Regions from separate parts of the Homo sapiens genome. Here region 1 is linked to region 2. A link is an interaction called in ENCODE POLR2A ChIA-PET data of the cell type or tissue named here. Cell type or tissue: A673. All regions are shown on one strand. Links, peaks and the distances in the headings refer to the core of each region. The heading gives the core; the rest is flanking DNA. Region 1 overlaps CNTN5 (contactin 5). Region 2 overlaps CNTN5 (contactin 5).

Evidence for each region. Peaks named below come from ENCODE experiments on the same cell type or tissue, not always from the same donor. Only the 100,000 strongest peaks of a DNase experiment are listed, where the experiment ranks them.
Region 1: POLR2A ChIA-PET joins it to region 2 with 10 read pairs; 2 of 35 experiments call an interaction of 5 or more read pairs at or near these places.

Annotation. Positions count from the first base shown.
Region 1 is chr11:100,075,558-100,085,874 of GRCh38, forward strand. The region is part of intron 13 of CNTN5 (contactin 5); the gene reads left to right. All of the region lies in intron 1 of LOC105369456 (a long non-coding RNA gene), which reads right to left. Among named protein-coding and RNA genes, the nearest start is that of ARHGAP42, 610 kb to the right of the region's middle. In A673, for the core only: no CTCF peak of the experiment used is centred there; DNase peaks (open chromatin) are centred at 5,044 and 5,464; H3K4me3 peaks cover 355 bases; H3K27ac peaks cover 2,934 bases.
Region 2 is chr11:100,232,498-100,242,814 of GRCh38, forward strand. All of the region lies in intron 16 of CNTN5 (contactin 5), which reads left to right. Among named protein-coding and RNA genes, the nearest start is that of ARHGAP42, 450 kb to the right of the region's middle. In A673, for the core only: no CTCF peak of the experiment used is centred there; a DNase peak (open chromatin) is centred at 7,754.

The sequences.
Region 1 (10,317 bases), core at 1,430-9,429, 160 kb before region 2:
AATATGATTGGACAAAAAGTATGTGATCTAATGGTTATAGACTGAGAGGGGAAATCCACCAAGGCCTATGTGTTCAGATTCTTCTTGGCCATTTTGTGTGGTATTCCTTTCCTCCAGGTGTAGGACAAATCACCTGTCACATGAGACAATTCAAGGGAGAAGGGAGAAGGTCAATCTTTCTAGGTTTTATAGTTTGCTTTGACGAAGGGAAGTTATAGTTTCTATGATCTGCCTTGGGGGAGAGAATTCTGGTTTCTATCATTCTCTTCAGTAGAGAAAGAGGAGTTTGAAACGGACAGATGGGAGAAGATCAAAAATATCCTGCTTCCAAGGTCCTTTCAGTCTTCTTCAGGTCAAGGTACTCTGTGCCATATTCTGGGGTATCATGTTCTGAGCCCCAACATCGTACAACTTGTTTTAAAAAGAATTTCTCATTCTTAGGTTGGGGGGCGGGTAGCAAATGACAAATTGTGAGATCATTGTTGCCTATGACAGAATTGATCAGATAGTGATTGAATATTAGTGGATTTTTGCTCACAACACTATGATTTTTAAAAAACTGCACAAACCTAATTAAAGTAGAAGAAAATTGTTTTGTTGCATAGTAAGAACAAATAATTTACACTGCTAGGTTATTTTTTCTGGACGTATTAAAAAGCTTACAGTGTCATTAAAATATATATGCCTTATCTACGCAAAACATTCTATCTGAAATGCATGACTTTGTTTTATGTTTCTGGGTGGCATGTGAGTTTTGTCCTATTTATTTCAGTTCACAATAAGAATGTTCTTCATCAACTGTTGAAAAATGACACATGGTGAGTTTAAAAAATTAGGGTGGAACCTCTTTTACCAAAGCAAAAGTATTGAGAGAAGTAACAGGATTATGAGTATTCTATTACAACAACATAAGCTTACTAAATTTTTTATTTTTCAGATGTTGAAAAATACAGTTTGTGAATTTTTCAACTTTCTTGTTTCTCTTCCTTTCTTTACTGCTAACCCTTGGGGTTAGTGAGAAAGATACATTGACCTGAAACTCAGATCACTCAATTTTTTCTAGATGTCAATACTTCCAGTCAAAGTGTTGTTTAGGAAGAAGGCTAAAATGTAATTTTTTTTTTTAATTTATTCAAGTAAAAGCAAGGCTCAGCCACATTTCCTTAGCATTCTGCCTACCTTGATCTACATGTTTTAGGTCAATAAACTGGCTTTATTGAATAACAAAGCCCAGACATATATTGCATTTTTATTCTTAATATTGACAGGCACACTTACAAAATACCATTTTTATTATTGAATGACTTGTTACCATATCTGGCAGCCCTAGGTTTTAAGAAGAAAAATGTAGTTCACTACAAAAAATAATAACACTTAATATTAAATAAGAGGCTAAGATTTCAACAGCAATAGGCAGAATTCCATAATATAAGAAGACACATAGTTGAAAAATTGTACATTCTAAAATTATGACTAGAAACTTAACAATGTCAAATGCCTATATTTTACATTCTTTAAAAGAAGTCTCAGTTACAATGACAACTTATTTTCTTGAGGAAATTTTAGATTGCTTTTCTGTTATAATGCACACCAACCATTTGATTACAGCTCTAAATATAAATTTAAATGGAAACAGAGGTGTTAGAAAACTGTTAAGACTTCAAAAAGTTTGTGTCATTTTTTAATTTATAACTTACATTGGGTGTGGAGATTCAAATCATGGCTTATTTTATTGGAATATAAATATAAATATCACTCATATGATCTACATCAAATATGTGCCCCACTCATCCAACCTACAACAATTGAGACAAAAATGTTGAATGAGTTAGTGTTGTCCTTCAATAAAAATTTTGTTGTTTTGGGTTCATTCCAAAGAACTATTGAAACAGCAAATGGCAGTTTCTGTATAAGAAATAAATAATAATATTATATTGGGGAAAAGGAATTAACATAATAGTATATTATGAAAGAGACATTCAGGCCAGGTACAGTTCTCATGCCTATAATCCCAGCACTTTGGGGGGCCAAGATGCGAGGATCACTTGAGCCCAGGAGTTTGAGACCAGCCTGTGCAACACAGCAAGACTCCTATCTCTACAAAAAATAAAAAAGAAGAAAAAACAACTTAAATAAATAGTCAGGCATGGTGGTGTACGCCTATAGTCCCAGCTACTCAAGAGGCTGAGGTGGGAGGATGGGTTGAGCCTGGGTGGTTTAGCTGAGCCATAATCATACCACTGAGCTCCAGCCTGGATGACAGAGCAAAACCCTGTCTCAAAAATATAATAAAATAAGATCAAAAAGAAATATTTAAAAAAACAAAATACGTCAATTGCTTTCATAGCATAAAATTATGTCCAGAGCAATGGCATAAAAATGTAATATATAGTCTTAATTGCAGGAAAATATAATCTAATCATCTGAAAATATGTCAGAAAATCTCAAAGGTAAATTTAATTTAGCATTACTTAAATTTAACTCTAAATTGTAAATAAAATGATTGAAAATGATAGAACAACTGAAGGTTATAGTTCGTCATTTGTCAACAGAGTGCCAAATAACCATTTGGCTCATTTTTTTCTACCACGTTTTGAGTAAATCTGCCAGGTTTAGTTTTCTTTGTTTTCTTGAAGGTCAGTGTCTTCAAAACACAGTATTTTTTATGTGTATATATTTTGCTAAGGAAATTTAGAAATCATTATTCTAAAGTTGAAAATTTGATAACTAGAAAATAATATGACTTTTAGAAAAAAATATGATTAACAAATTAGCTGCCTGCTTATATATTACCAAACATTTCATTCATTTGGCCCTAAATGATACAACTAAAATATACAAGAAAATGGATTACATCAGAGCTAAGATTTGTTTACATTTGTTTGTTATTTATATCACAGAATGATCAATATGAACTCCCTTCAGATAGTAAATCACATTATTACTAATAATGATGATGACTGCTTATGAGTTCGTAGCGTTTATGATTTGCAAAGCACTTTAACGTTGTTGGTAAAAGTATAAACCAGTGTATGAAAAGAGGACTTACTTGCTCTGCTTATCCTGCAGATTATGAGGTTTCAGTAAGTTACCTAATTTATTATCTTACTAAATTAAAAGAGTAAGCTGATTGGGTTGTGAGAATTAAATGAAATTTTACATGTAAAATATATTGCCTAGTGTATGACATCTACTCAGTACTCAGTGAATGTTATGTATAATGATAATGATACTGATGACGATGATGATGGTGGTGGTGGTGGTAATGGTGATAGTGATAATGATGGTATCTGTATCAAGCCATTTTCCTACTCCTATAAAGTACTGCCCAAGACTGGGTAATTTATAAAGGAAAGAGGTTTGATTGACTCACAGTTCAGCATGGCTGGGGAGGCCTCAGGAAACGTACAATCATGGCGTAAGGCAAAGCAGGTGCAAGGAACCTTCTTCACAAGGAGGCAGGAAGGAGAAGTGCCAAGGAAAGGGGGAAGAGTGCCTTATAAAACCATCAGATCTATGAGAACTCATTCCCTATCACGAGAACAGCGTGCGGAATACCACTCCCGTGATTCAGTTACCTCTACCTGATCTCTCCCTTGACATATAGGGATTATGGGGATTATAATTCAAGATGAGATTTGGGTGGGGACACAAAGCCTAACCGTATTAATATAATTTGTACCTTTGAATCTTAGAATACTGGCATCCATTTCTGTTATCAGTAGTCTGGAAATGCTTACCATTCTCCTTTCTTTCTCCAGTCATTAAGGAAAAGAATACCTAAGATTTGTTTCCAAGGACTAAAGGAGTCTTTTACATCTTTTATGTCATAAATTTGTTATTCATCAATCTATGTCCGCAAATCACTATTCTTTGTTCATCAGAGCCCCAAACCTGTCGTCATTTATTCCTGGCATTGAAAATCTCATCTCCCTTACCTATTTCTAGCTCAATGTCTTTGGAATAGGTTCCTGTCCTAGCCGACCAAATATTTACTTGTTCCATTAACATTTTATAGGCCATGTGCAAATAGACAAATAGACATGGGGAGTTAATGGAAATAGAAATGAAGTATTTTAAAGACTTTTTTTTTCACTGTTTTTCTTTAAGGGCTCTCCAGGTTTTCCCCCCATCACTTTCACTTTTGAAGATTACTGGCACACAGTCACTTAGGTTCCTGTATCAATCATTTCCCTTTTCATACTGAAACTAATAAACTCCAGAAGTACTAGTAAGTAAAATATTCCACAGGGATTTTCTCCTCTAGCAGACCTTCATTCAGAATGTTCTGCTCATCAAACTCATATTGGATTTTCACTCCAGCTCATTATTTCCATTACTTGGCCATTAACTTTTGTTAAAATATAATCATCCAGAAGCACTCCAGCAGTGCACAAATATTAAGTCTTCATTATTACATGTTCAATTTCCTGTACTTTTTGTGGACAAAGACAATCTTAGCTAAAATGAAGAATACATAGTTTTTGATAAAGGTATAGTTTATTTTGTTTCCTTTCCATAAGTGCATATATAAACTGTTGTTGAACCTCATAGAATGTCATATATGTTTAAAATTATTCACAATTATTGAAATTTCAACATATTTTAAGCACTAGTTTTTATGCCCAGGCAGAGTAAGGTAACAGTTATGAAGATAATGGACTATAATTCAAACTGGTGCTTAAGAAATCCTGCATACAAAAAAAATAAAATTATCCTATGGAGGTGCAGTATTATAGAATAATTTTTCTTTTATGGGACTGTAATCTAAGCAAAGACTTGTCCAAAATCTGACATAATGGCCCCCTGCTCACTAAAGGAGCTTCAGAAAGGCAAAATTTTCAACTTATTTAACACGCATAGAAAATTGCACTAGAAATACCCATTATTTGACTTCTAGTGGGAATTCATGTTGTGTTTATTAGGCAACAATGATGAAGCTCACATACTGACTCAGAGACATATGGGAAAATCTGTTCTTAACAAAAGCCCTAAAGGACACTGTTGCTGAGAAGAAAGCAAGGTCTTCTTATTTTATCTATGGAAGAAGAATTCATGGGTATAATTAGGGCCCTGTTTTTGTCCCTTTGTTTCCACCTACATGCTGGGTTTGCTAATGAACAAGCTGTTTTGTTGTTTCCTCTGTGACAGTGTCTTTTACATATTAAGAACGTAAAACAATATAAACTTTAAGTATCTGGGTTTTCCTTAGTGTGTAAGAAATTGTATAATGAAAGAAAATTAGCATTCATAAATCAAGAATGTACAATTTGAATTTATATGTGAATTAATATCTATGTTTTCAAAAGAAATAAAATGATTAAATGGCATTGTTTACCTAAAGGAAGAAAGGTTTATATCTGAATTTATAAGATTTAGTAACTATAAACTGCTTACTATATAAGATGCCTTAGTACTCAGGGATGGTTTCTTGCTGTTTCCTATCCATGAACTTAAGGGGATGAGAAGGAAATGGCCTTACATTCATTATGATGAGATTAAGATACTGACTTCCTGATTTCAGTGAAAGCTAACTGCACAAGACTCTGCCTGAGTCACCTTCTTCATCTTTTCCTTAGAATGCTAATTTTTTATTAGAAAAAATTTTAAAATATAAAGCATTAGCATTTTATTATATTTTATTAGAAAAATATAAAAGGAAAGAAAACACAGTCATAGCAGCATTGGAAATTAAGAATATATAGCATTGGAAATTAAGAATTGTTGACTTCTGGGAGGAATCACCGTTTCATATAGAAATGAGCTAAATTAAGAATTTATCAATGAGTTGTTGAAAGCTAGACCTCTGAAACTTTAATGAAGTCAATTAAGAAACCAGCAGAGGAAAAATTTTACTCACTTCTACTTTATGTCCATATCTACTAAATTCAGAAATTGCATCTTACTACAGAAGCTGGCTTGAACCTCCCTCCCACCTGCAAGGTGGTAAGATGCTATGTCCGTATTCCACCCCATCTGAACTAATCCAACACTTTTTGGACATTATGAATCCAGCAATGGGGTGAGAGAGGACATAAATCTTAGGATTTCAAGTGATTAGCAAATAAAGCATAATGTCAACAAATGGTGATACTGAGGAAAAATTGAAATTCATGGATTCTGGAAATTATGTAATTCCGTGTACTACTTCTAGCAAAAGAAGGACTATATACCGTTTCTAATTTTTCAGGAGTAAATTTACCTCTAGATACGACTAAGGACTAGAAAATGGAAATTGACAAACATCTCACCTCAGTCCAGTTGAGCTTCATTATAGCCTTAGTAGACCTTGAGCGTTTGACTACAGCTGTGTACCTAACTGACCTTGAGATTAATATTTGGGGAACAGATTCTGGAGCACTGAGAGAAAAAAGAGACAAATAAAACTGAAAATATTGCCAATTGGCAAAAATAGGCCTATAGACATAGGAGTACAAGAGAGTTTAAAGCACAAACACACATTAAGCATGACAGTTAACTGATAGTCATAAATTTGGTAACAAGATGTCAAGCAAATATAAAAAGAATCATCATCATGCTTAAGTACAATACAAAAAAATTGTGTGTGTATGGGTGTGTGTACAAATAAGTTAATAAATATCAGGAGTTGCAAAGCAAAAAGCTGAAAGCATTCTAAATCATGGTGGCAACGCAAGTAAATATAGTCATAGTCCATATAGGAAAAATTAAAGATTTACAAAAAACAGATATATTGTAGAAGCATTGTAGGTTTGCTTTTATTGAGATAGGGTCTCACAATGTCACCCAAGCTGGAGTGCAGTGGCACATACACAGCTCACTGCAACCTCGACCTTCCAGGGTCAAGCATTTGTCCCACCTCAGCCTCTCGAGTAGCTGGGACCACAAGAGCACACTGTCACCACCATGCCTGGAAAATTTTTTTAATTTGTTTTGGTAGAGATGGGGTCTCACCATGTTGCCCAAGCTTGTCTTGAATTCATGGGCTTAAGCACTCCTCCCAGCTTGACCTCCCAAATTGCTAAGATTATACGTGTGAGCCACTCTGCCCAGCCCACTGTGGGCTTTTTTAATTACATTTTTGATGAGTACTTAAGGACAATGATAAAATAATGGTATATTATCAGTGGAAGAAATCATTGAACACGGTAGAAATTTCATTTGAAGAGAAAATGTCTGCATGGACACAAATACATTAAAAATACTGGAAATAAATGCAGCTAATTGTTCACAGGTTATCTCTGAGAAGAGGATTATAGATAATTTTCAACGCCACTTTATGCATTTCTCTTTTGCATCACTGTGAGGAAATACCTGAGGCATGGTAATTTATAAAGAAAAAGAGGTTTAATTGGCTCACAGTTCTACAGGCCATACAGGAAGTGGGATGCCAGCATCTCCTTCAAGTGAGGACCTCAGGAAACTAACAAGCAAAGTAGAAGGTGAAGCAGAAGCAGGCACCTCACATGGCCAGAGTGGGAGCAAAAGAGATAAGAAGGCTGGGTGCAGTGGTTCACACCGGTAATCCCAGCATTTTGGGAGGCTGAGGCAGGCGGATCACCTGAGGTCAGGAGTTCGAGACCAGCCTGGATAACATGGTGAAACACTGTTTCTACTAAAAATACAAAAAATTAGCTGGGCGTGGTGGTGCATTCCTGTAATCCCAGCTACTCGGGAGGATGAGGCAGGAGAATCACTTGAACCCAGGAGGCAGAGGTTGCAGTAAGCTGATATTGTACCACTGTACTCCAGCTTGGGCAATGAGAGCAAAACTCTGTCTCAAAAAAAAAAAAAAAGAGAGATGGGAAGAGGTCCCAGAGTATTTTAAACAACCACATATTTAGTGAACTGAGCAAGAACTCACTTATCATCAGGGGATGATGCTATACCATTCACAAGGGATCTGCATCTGTGATCTAATCACTTCCTACCAGGCCCCATCTCCAACACTGGGAATCTGATTTCAACATAGGGTTTGGAGGGGACAAACATGTAAACCGTACTATCCATATTTCTAAGCTTGGTCTCTTTAAGAGAATTAATAACCCAAAATAATGCAAATTTATTGAATAACAGTGTACTCACACTCTGCCAAATAGTTGAATGAGAATGGGAAAAAAATTCTCACATTTTCAAATAATTCCATTTTCAACAGTATGTTTACATAGTATAACGATGATCACAAATATCTAAATTAATGGCATCCACTTAAACACAGAAGATCAGAAGATAAACACTTCAGGAACTCTCAAAATATCAGTTCCTAATATTTTCCAAATTTAGGGTGATGGAAAACCTAAACACTCCTCTTTAAAGTCCTTCAAATATTTTCTTTTTCTTGACCACTCCACCAGTTTGTTTCTAGATTTCACTTTTTTCTTAATTGTTGAATATAATAAAATAAGTCTCAACTCCCAACGAGAGATAACACTGAGAAACTCAGTTAATTTAAGCTGTAAATGACAACAGAACAAGTCTGGTTTGTTGTACTATGAGCACCTCCAGTTTTTGACTTTACATGTTACATCTCTAGCTAATTACCAGTTTAGGAAACAGTTTATGAATTCTACTTCTAACCATGGTTCATTTACCCCAGTTACTATAAATTGCTTCACAAGTTGCCTGGTTGTGCTCTCCACATAAGCACAACTTGAACAAGCCATTAATTGCTCACAGGTTTTTCTTTTCCAAAAGCCCCCCAGACTACAACTTTCAGCTTAATTTGTCCTTAATACAAACAGCATCTAAAATACTTGGGAATTCAAGCATCTAAGTATATGCTCCTAACTGATTCGACTACCTCCCCAAGTGACTCTTCAGTGAATATAAAATGGTGAGGAGAGAAGATTCTGAGGCTGCTTAGAAAAAAAGCATTGTACGGTCGAGATTTTTAGCATCCTCTGAGAATTACATAGTCACTTCTTTTCAGATTTTGCATAAATCACGATGTAATTTAACTTTGGTTAATTTATAATGAGAATTAGAGGTTTGGTTACAAATTAAAGCATAGTACAATGATAACCTTGACTACAAATGGAAAGAAACTGTACATCATTTCCATGAAATATAACATATACAGATGTTATCATTTGCATGCTTACATCTCTGTGTTCCAATGACAGTGTGGTTTCTGAAAAAAAAAGAGGTAGGTAGGTAGGTAAGTAGGGAGATAGATTGATAGTTAATAAAATACCTATACATTTTAAGATGATTACTATGTTATTAGTTAATAGCTGGAGTTTTCAAGATACCAATATGATTTTGTTCCTCTTTCTTTCCAGTTGCAAATGGTAGCTCTACTTCTCCTTTTCCTTAATGGAGAGAGAAAACCTTTCTTTCTCTACCCTCTGAAGGTTCAGTAACTGAGTCTATGAAATATAAACCGACAGTAGACAGATTAATAAGACAAAATGCATACAAATTGATTGTGTGCACAGGGGCATCACAGAAAGAAAAGTGAGTACCCAGTAACCCAATGAAGTTTAGAAGCTTATATATCCTTTTCATAGAAGAGAGGGGTGGTGGGATATAGGCCACTTAAGGGGGAGTAAATAATTTTGGGGAGAGAATGAATAGGCCCAAAGAGCACGTGGTAACCAGTGAGAAATTCTGTCTGGGTGTGGCGCTAACTTCCGGTCTTTTTTTCTGGGATATGTGTCAATTTCTCACAATGATGAGTTTCCTGGGGAGGAGATCCAGGATGAATTGAATTTTTTCTGGAGTATCTGGTATCAAAACAATAAGAAAAATTCAGAGAAAACCTCTGCCTGCTGCTGCTGGTCCCCAGGTGCCTTCAATTTAAAGTAATCAGCACAACAAAACTTCATATTTTGGGATAACATTCCCAAAACTCCTTCACCCTCATGCAGCAGACACATGGTCTATGAACAGTTATATTCAATTCAATTTATTTCCATAAAAACTAAACTTTCTTCAACATATACTGTATATAAGACACTATGCCAGTTCATACCAAGATAAGTAAGAGAGAATCCCATCTCCCAAGGAGGCACCTGTCTGGTGGAAAATAAAACTAATATAGACACCTATAAAATAGGATAAACTAAGGTAATAATAAAAATAGGACTGACTGAGCATTGGGTATTTTTATATTGCATTACTTTATTAAAGTCCTCAAAATAAGATACGATTTTAAATAATATAATCCTGATTATAAATAATTAAATCATAGAGAGACTGCCTAAGCACACACACTCGTAACAAGTAACAGAGCCAAAATGAGAGCGTCCTAATTCTGTTTGAATCTAAAACCTGTTCTCAGTCTACTGTACCATACAAAAAACTTTGAGAGTTAAGAAAGAAGAAAATAAAATCTAG
Region 2 (10,317 bases), core at 1,176-9,175:
GATGGAGAGATGCAAGCAATTATGTGTGAAAGGTAGCGCAGAATCTTAAGAAAATCCTTGGCTTTTAAGTCCAACAGACTGGGTCACATACCCACAAGCTCTTACTAGTTGTGAAACTTTGTGTAAGTCATTTAATGTTAACCTTGTTATCCCTTCGTTCATTCAGTACTTACTCATCAAACATTTATAGAGCACATAGTATGTGGCAGGCATCGAGCTATGATCTAGCTAAACATGAACAACTTTATTTTAGGGAAAAACACATCTTTTTACAGCATAATGTGAGATGTGCTGTTACCCATGTATGAGCAGCACATTTTGCTCTCTGACCATCAGCTTCATTACTAATAATAAACATAGCTAACATTTATCAGGTTCTTCCTATATGTCGGGCACTGCACTAAAGGCTCCATATTATAATAATTATTTCACTTTATTTAGCATATCACATAAAAACAATATGAAAAACGTACTATTTTTAGTTCCATTTTGAAGATAAGGAAGTCATAGAGAGGTTTAAGAATGTCACTTAAACCTCTCTATGTTAAACCACAAAATGTTTGAATGTCACTAACAAGTAGAAGAATAGTGAGTAGACTCCAGGCAGACCAGCATTTTAAATTACTATACTGCCTTCCACTGTCAATTGCCAGATTGTTTCAATTTCATTGATCATGATATCCCCTAGAACCATTTAGTTTCTGATACACTATAGTTCCTGAAAAATAATACATGTTTGTGGAAGGGAAGAAAAAAAGGAAAAAGAGAGAGGTAGGGAAAGAGTAGGGTAAAAGGGAGGAAGAAAGAAAGGAGTACTGTAAGAAACAAGAGAATGGCGTGACAAACTTTGCCTAGGAGTCAGAGAATTTCTATCAAGATGATATACTCACCGCAACTTAAGGATTTGTTGTCATTTGGTAGCCCAAGAAAGAATGAAGATATTCTACATTAGCTTGTAAAGACAGCACTTTGTCATTACCATCTATCTCTAAGGATAGGTCTCACATTCACAAATCCTCTAAAAGTAACTAATCTTTGACCACATGACCATGAGACAATAGTATTAGTAATGACTTTCTATGTTACACCTTGGCCTAAATGACCACAAACCTTACTGAAAAGTCTGAACTTCCTCTGATGGCCCATATCTTGCCATGCATCCAAAATAGTAAATTCTACTGACTACTTCCTCAGAACATCTTGTGGGACTTCTTATCTAGGTGCCATGGGTTTTGCTAGAAAGGAAGAACTTCGTTGCCATTGCTTTTGGTGTTTTAGTCAAAAAGTCTTTGCCCATGCCCAGATGGGATCTAATTAAACTAAAGAGCTTCTGCAAAGCAAAAGAAACTATCATCAGAGTGAACAGACAACCTACAGAATGGGATAAAATTTTTGCAATCTGTCCATCTGACAAAGGGCTAATATCCAGAATCTACAAGAAACTTAAACAAATTTACAAGAAAAAAACAACCCCATCAAAAAGTGGGCAAAGGATATGGACGCTTCTCAAAAGAAGATATTTATGCAGCCAACAAACATGAAAAAAAGCTCATCGTCACTGGTCAATAAAGAAATGCAAATCAAAACCACAATGAGATACCATCTCATGCCAGTTAGAATGGTGGTCATTAAAAAGTCAGGAAACAAAAGATGCTGGAGAGGATATGGAGAAACAGGGACACTTTTACACTGTTGGTGGGAGTGTAAATTAGTTCAACCATTGTAGAAGACAGTGTGGTGATTCTGCAAGGATTTAGAACCAGAAATACCGTTTGACCCAGCAATCCCATCACTGGGTATATACCCAAAGGATTATAAATCATTCTACTATAAAGACACATGCACATGTATGTTTATTGCAGCACTAGTCACAATTGCAAAGACTTGGAACCAACCCAAATGCCCATCGATGATAGACTTGATAAAGAAAATGTGGCATATATACACCATGGAATACTATACAGCCGTAAAAAAAGATGAGTTCATGTCTTTGCAGGGACATGGATGAAGCTGGAAACCTTATTCTCAGCTAACTAACACAAGAACAGAAAACCAAACACCACATGTTCTCACTCATAAGTGGGAATTGAACAATGAGAACACATGGACACAGGGAGGGGAACATTCACACATCAGGGCCTGCCAGCAGGGTGGGGGTGGTTGGGGGCTAGGGGAGGGATAGCATTAGGAAAAATACCTAATGTAGATGACAGGTTGACGGGTGCAGCAAACCACCATGGCATGTGTATACCTATGTAACAAACCTACACATTCTGCACATGTATCCCAGAATTTAAAAAAAAAAAAAAAAAAAAAAAAAGAAGAAGAAGGACTTCTAAATAAAATGCCACCAGGAAAACTGAGCACCGATAGACTTCTTTCTGCATAATCTCTTCTCATTCTCTCATTTTTAAATTTTTTGCAATTGCCCCAATTCTGGGGCAAAACCAAAACTCCCACATGCCTGAAAATGTGCCTGACCATTCCCATTGCTAAAATTCTTTAACTCTTTGATATTTGTTGTTTTTGCCTACTTATCTGTAAATTATACCAAGTGTCATGAAAACAAAACAAAATGGCCTTTAATGTTAAAAAAGATGGTCTTAAACTCACAAATATTAAGCAAAATATTGGAAGTACATTGTATCTGTTCATTTGTTTGAATTGTTTGGAAAAATCATCCCATTTATTTATATATTTTGTACAGACACATCTAAAATCAGACTTTTTTTTCTGAACGCATTCTGTTTCCTGTGACTGTCACCTAGACTGCTTTGGCGTGCCTTTTGAATACTGAGTAGTAATTTACTGTCATGTGATGTAGGAGATCAGTCAGAGTGATGGAGAAACTATAGGGAAAGGAGCAGGCCTTCTGAAAGGTTGGAAGGCTCTGCATAGCTTCAGGGAGAATAGCTGAAGGCAGCTGTTCTCTGACCCTGAGGCAGAGGGCGAGGAGTATGCTGAGGGAGGAGGAGGCGGTAAGGTAGATGATGGTTCTTCCTCCCCTCCCTTTTTAGGCTCTTCCGTGTAGAGCAGGGCCAAAGCAGCCCTAACTAAGGCCCATAATGTTAAAGATATTACTGGGACCCATTGCCCTTGTACATTATGTCTTTTAAGATTTCTTCCCACTTGTTCCCAGAGCTCTAGGTCTAGTGTGCCTTCTTCTGGGAACCATGGGTTATGGAAAAACAACAGTTTGCATTAGGTCGCTTAATTGGGCTTCAGAGACCAAGGCTCTGCTAGCTTTAAGCAGCTGTTTCAATACTTTTATATACTGTTGTCCCATGATGAATGCCCTCGAACTTGGAAATCCCCAGTGGGTACCAATTACTTACTGCCCACTCACTTCACTTTCGTTTTTTGAGGGTTCCGTCACAATCCATTGCAGCATTCCTCACATGGGGCACCACCTGCCAGGTCTGTCCCACAGACCCTGGCCTACGAATGAAATGAGTACTCAGACACAGGTATGCAGTGTAAGAGCAGCTAGGTGATTGCCTGACTCTAGTGGCCAGAGAGGAGCCCTGAGAAGCTGGAGCTGCTTGCTTTTATTCAGTGCAGGCACAATGCCAAAAACCTGGAGTCCATATAACCTGTAGGTAATTAACATTTATTTTTCCCTGTTCAGGGAACATCACGTGCACGGATGATCAAAGGTCAATTCCTAGTCAACATAAATAAACAAGGCTGTTTAAGATAAATTCCCCCACACTCCCTTGTACCTACTCCTTCTTTAAGCACTCACTCATTGGGGCAGCGTTAAGTCCAGTCCTGCACTCCCAGAGCTGGCTGCTCTGAGAGAGAGGACTGTGGGCCTTCCATCTGACCGAGGAAAGCCGCTGGCATTGCCCCAGTTTGGAACAGGACATGGAGGCTGGCCCCTCATGAAGTTTCCCGCCTGACTGCTTAGGGGATTGCCATTTTTATCAAATTTTGACTTGCAGAGATTTGCCCAATGTTTCCCCTTTTTACATTGGGGGCATATAAAAGGGGGTTCTTTTCCTGAGTGACTTTGGTCTTTACTATTGGGGCATTCCTGCTTCACATGACCTGGCTCTCAGCATAGAAAACAATTTGGGTTTTTCTCCCATTTCACTTTAGGAGGCTTTAATGCCACAGCCAATATCTGGCTTTGTGTGTTTCAGTCTCCACTAGCTGACATGCTCCTATAAGTTCCCCGACTGTAGCTGCCTTTCCTCTGATTGCCTGCATTGCCTTCAGCTATTCTCCCCCGAAGCTATGCAGAGCCTTCTGGCCTTTCAGAAGGCCTGCTCCTTTCCCTATAGTTTCTCTCACCTCTCTCACTGATCTCCTACAATTGTAAAGCCTGGAATGTACAGCCTTTTAGGGAATATACACTTCATATGGCCTGTTTTTGACAACCCAAATGTGGTCACCAAGAAAGAACTCCGCTGGGCGCGGTGGCTCACGCCTGTAATCCCAGCACTTTGGGAGGCCAAGGCGGGTGGATCACGAGGTCAGAAGATGGAGACAATCCTGGCTAACACAGTGAAACCCCGTCTCTACTAAAAATACAAAAAATTAGCCAGGTGTGGTGGTGGGCGCCTCTAGTCCCAGCTACTGGGGAGGCTGAGGCAGGAGAATGGCGTGAACCCGGGAGGCAGAGCTTGCAGTGAGCCGAGATCACAGCACTGCACTCCAGCCTGGGCGACAGAGCAAGACTCCGTCTCAAAAAAAAAAAAAAAAAAAAGAAAAGAAAGAATTCAAGTTCCAAGTAGAAGTTACTCTGAAAGGCAACCCACTGACTGACTGGTCACATCTCCTAAGAAGACAAAAGTAAAATTGGTAAGTTCACTCTAGTCTCTATTCCCCAATCGTACTTTATTTCAGTCTGTGTTCCAAAATACTAAATTCTTAATTATTTTCTTGATTTGGTGTAACACTACATACGATGTAGTCTGGTCCCAGAATGCTTCTTCACTGAACAATACAAAATCCATGCAGATTGAACAGAGGAAGGACTAGCGTTAATTGGAAGAAACTTTTGCTGACTTTTACTGCAGATTGAATTTTGTCCTCCCAAACACCTGGCAAAGGTAATGTCTCCGTTTCACTAAGTACTCCTTAATTTGGAATTACAAAGACGATTAGCTCTCTAATGAGTTACAGCAAGTGAGGTGAAAGAGTAGGGGAAAAAAACTGAACACCAGATGATTCTTTTTAATGCCAAGAAAAAAAAGGCTTTTTCTTGGTTAAAAATCTTTTAAATAAATTTCTCTCCTCTTTCATTTTACAAAACTAAAATATATAAATATTATTGCTTAGTATGTATGGGAAAAATCTGATTTCATAGAACATTACATGTAAAGATTGGCTGTCATGAGTACATAGGTCTCTACTCTGTATTATTGATTGAGTATATCAGTAAATTTACCTTTAGAAACTTATGAATCTGCTGGGGTACCTAACAAATTAGGAAGATGGGAAAAATAGTTCCTAGCTTTAGAAAAAACAGTTCATTATGAAAGAAACCTCTACAAGATTCAAAATGGGTAGGCATTGTAAAGATGAGATATAAAGGGTAATTCTCAGGTTATTTATGGGAGTGGAAAAGTAAAGGTGCATAAATTCAAGGTGAGCAAAAAGTAGTGGAGAAAAGGTCTGCTTGTATCTTTGCTGCAAATGTAGAATCAAGGTCTTTGGATTACCAGAACATTTAGCACTGGGTTTAGTCTATTGCTGATACTTACTTAGTAAATATTAGTTGAATTTCAGTAGTTTAATTAAAAAATGACTCAAAATTTTTAAAATGCCTGATAATCTGTTTACCCAACCAATCAGTATAGCATTAGAAAAATAACCCAGGATGGGATTTTATTCTCACTCTGGCACTAACTAAATAATCAGGCAAGTCATCCTACCTCTTTTGGACTTAATCTCCTCACTTGTCAAAAAAAAAAAAAAAAAAAAAAGGAGAAAGAAGAAGGAGAAGGCGAAAGAGAAGAGGGAAAAGGAGGAGAAGCAGAAGCAGCAGCAGCAGGAGGAGGAGAAGGGGGAAGAGGAGGAGGGGGTAGAAGAGGAGGAGGAGGAGGGGGAAGAAGAGGAGGAGGAAGAAAGAGGAGAGGAAAAAGAAGAAGAAGAAGAGGGGAAAATAATATTTAATTTTCTGGTTTACATAAAAGAATGAAATGAGGTTACAAACAGTAAATTGGTTTTTGGTAACTGGTAGATATTGTTGATATTCTCAAATCTAGGAAGAATTTCCATGTCCCTTATCTTTAAGATTAAATAGCTGAACCATTGTTCTTTATGGTATTCATAGGAGGGAAATAGTCTATATTTCTCCAATAGGTGATCTAAGCTCATTATCTATTGACAGAAATATCCAATAATATTCTGATTGTTGTGTCCATCTTATTTAATTACAATTTGATAATACATTCTAATGGTGATAGAGTACATTTTGACTACCTCTCCTTCCTCAGGCATTTGAATACTGAACATGTCTCAGATTGGCACGTTGATAGGCTTGGCATAATTGGGTTCTCTGTCAGTTTGCTGTCATTAGGATGAGCTGTGAATCACCATTAGGGCCATCTCAGTATATTCAGTTAACTGAGCTGATGAAATCTTGCATTCGTTTCCTGAAGTTGGTTGCACATATTAACATCTATTTATATTATTAAATATTCCATTGTGTTGACATCCATCCTTGAGCAAAATTGTAATGGATATCTTAGTTTACAGAAGGACTTTTCATGTGTGAAGTAAACACTGAAGAGCTTCAAGTGTAGTTAAACAAAATCACCAAGAAGATATAATTGAGTAAAAAGAAAGTTAAATATATAAATTATATTTCATTCTAGATAATATGTGTAGACCACGTCATATTTAGAGGTCATAGTTCAAGGGTACTGCTTTCATATCAGTGATAATCATCACTATATGCCTATGTAATAGTCATCAGGTTTATATCACATAAAATAAGAAATAAATATTTATTATAAAATGGAGCTAAATCACAGTATTCAATATTTATAAAATGTAAATATGCATTCTGTTAATGTTTACATAGGACTTTGCCATACCTTCAGTTGACAGTAAAGCAATGCAAAAATTATAATAAAGAGTAGAAAGCCTTTCAAAACACCACCAATGACACTAAAAGATTTGAAAATAATTGCAAAGTAGAATAATCAAATAAAATAGTCAGATTTTTTAAACAATAAAACCGAATAGTGTGAATGACTTTCAAGTTATTCTAGAATTGTCTTTAACTGTAAAACATTCTAGGACAAACATACAAAATCTCAAGAAAAGGAAATATTTTGCAAGTTACATAGGGTAATTATACTGAAGTGTCAGCATTCTCATTTGTCAGCACTCTGATTTGGTTAATTTAAATGTTCATTAATCACAAAAAAAGAATGGCATAAAACAAGCCTGCTTGAATTATATGTTTTGCTCAAGAGGTTATTGATTCATATAATTATTTCTTTCATACTAACTCAAGAAATAGAACTGTTATTAGTAAACTTCATTTGAAATACTTAATCACTGTTGCAAAGATGTTTTATCACCTGATCTGTATGAATCAGTAAATCAAAGCTCACATATTTGTTTCAAAACTTCAGCTCACAGATGTTAAGTCAAGATAATAAGCAGCATCAATCATACCTCACTGAACAAGATAGTCTGCATTACAGACACTCTCCCTGTAATCCATCCATTATATGGAACATCTGTTACAAATTATCAACACCCCGCCCCACACCCCCCGACCCCCGCCAGGGACTGCTCTATTTAAGTGCTTCTGCAATAACCCACTGTCTCCATTTCTCCAAATGAGTTAGATGGTGGCATCGGGATAGTACCAAGTTCACTGTCACCGTATGACAGCAGTCATCTTTCAGTCTGTGCTGAACTCCAATGGCACACTGCATAATGGTAAATGTTCTTCCTACAGTTGTATAGCAGAAATCCTCAGAGCATAAGCTAGTAGCCATCAGGAAACCACTGACAGTTCTTTCTCCACTATATATCAGTCATTGCCTAAGTTAAGCACTTAGTGTGTAATATTCATTGTTTTTCAAGTCCTTAGGAGAATATTGATTTGCTCATTTAGTTAAATATAAAATTAATGAGCCCAGATACATGTTTGTCAACTTTGGCTTATTTCCATGATCATGAAACATGTCTTGTAGAACATGTTGGTTTCCAGAAAAATCATGAGAATCTAAATAAATAAAGCAAGTACAAATTTATACTGCAGAAGAAGAATATTTTTTAAAGTGCCCTAGAGTTTACCCATATATTGTCAAGGTTGCACCTGTCTTAAAGAGAATGACTTTATAAATGTGTTGTCCTAGTGTGTCATTGGAAATAACAATTTCAAATTTACTCTGTGATAGGTTTGTGAAAATAAGTTACAAGGATATCTATTAATCATTAATAAGTGAATAGTGAGACTGAACAAATGTAAAAGTCCATATAGCCACACTTTATTTTCTTGATGTTAGTCTGCATTGCAGAATTCTAATGACACATACACAGTAAACCCAATATTGGATTTATAGAAAACTTTGTACAAACATGGTACTTTCCATATTTTAGCACCTCATATGGTATTTTCCTACAGGATTTCATTAGCTCATCTGTTCTTAGTGTTTATGCAATAGTAGTTTAATAAATAAATTTCAGGATAGCATCTAGGTTGCGTGAAGTTTTAAATAAACAAGTTACCTATTTGTAATTATTCGTACCAGTTTGTAAAAATACATCCTAAAATATCTGTTTTCCATTTCAGGATCACCTTCGATGGATGGACAGCATTACTTTTATAGTGGACTATATAAAGTGTCTACAAGTGTCTACAACTTCAACTCATGTAAAACTACATTAAATATTTATGCCTACTTTACTGCCTGGAAATCTTGATTAATTTACCTTTCACCTGAAGTTTGTGATAACTGACCAGGAAGTGTTTGTTTTTATAAAAAGGAAAAAACATTATTAAATAAACTTTTAAACATAGTGCTCTAGGGAGTCTTACGTTGGCAATTAAAAGCTTCAGCCAAAAATGACACAAGTCCTTTTGGCTCACAACTCACTAGTCTGAACCTATTACAGAGCTACATACAAAATGAAGGCATCAGAGTTCAAGTCTTCAAACGACAATCACATATTCACAAATTATACTTATCAGGATCAATGTCATTAAATTTCTTTGTATAAGGCTTGTGTGGGGAAAGGATGGTTTAATTTTTGCTTTTGCTTACAATGCAAATGGAAAAATAATCATGCTCTAAGTAAGACCGCAAGAGACCAGCATGCAAAGGATCCTCAGAAACTATCACTGTCATTGAAACCATGCTGACAGAATCTACTGAAAAAGTAACTGCCTGAAGCATCACAATTTACATTTGTTACAAAACCTTACTGCTAAGAAAAAATACTCATATGTTTTTAATGATTTAGATTTTCCCCAAAACAGTCCTACAGCCTTTGAGAGCTTTCATCAAATGTTTGCCTTATCGTTTCAATGGCTTCTTTCTTTGGACTTCTCTCATATGCTATCCAGTGGCTTCTGATTCACACTCAAAATAAAATCCAAGTTCCTTGCTATTGCCTTCTAATCCCTGTATAAACTGGCACTTGCTAATCTTTCTGACATTATCACCTCCACTCTCCTCTTGCTTTGCTATGCTCCAATTGCCATACTCATTAACACTTACAAATTTTGCCATTGCTGTTCTCTGCCTGGAAAACTCTTGCCCATATTGTTTATGTGGCTGGCTGGCTCCTTCTTATTTATTTCTCAACTCCCTATCAAATGTTGCCTACCTCTTCCCCATCCAATTTTCACCACTTTTTTTTCTTCATTGCGTTTGTTACTATCTGAAATTATCTTTCACTTGTTTATTGACTTTCTTCTCTTTAAAAGTCATAAGCAGTCACCTTCCCTATCTTGTTTACTACCTTAACCTGAGAAAAGTGGTTTAATTGGCTCACAGTTCCACAGGCTGTACAGGAAGTATGGCTGAGGAGGCCTCAGGAAACTTACAATCATGGTGGAATGCAAAAGGGAAGCAGGCACATCTTACATGGCCAGAGCAGGAGTAAGAGAGTGATGGCGGTGCTGCTACACACTTGTAAACAACCAGATCTCAGGAGAACTCACCACCACGACAGCACCAAGGGGGATGGTGTTAAACCATGAGAAATTGCCTGCATGATCCAGTCACCTCCTACCAGACCCTACGTCCAACAATAGGGATTACAATTTGACATGAGATTTGGGTGAGGACACAGATCTAAACCAGATTAACTATACAAATGAATGAATATGTAACCCCT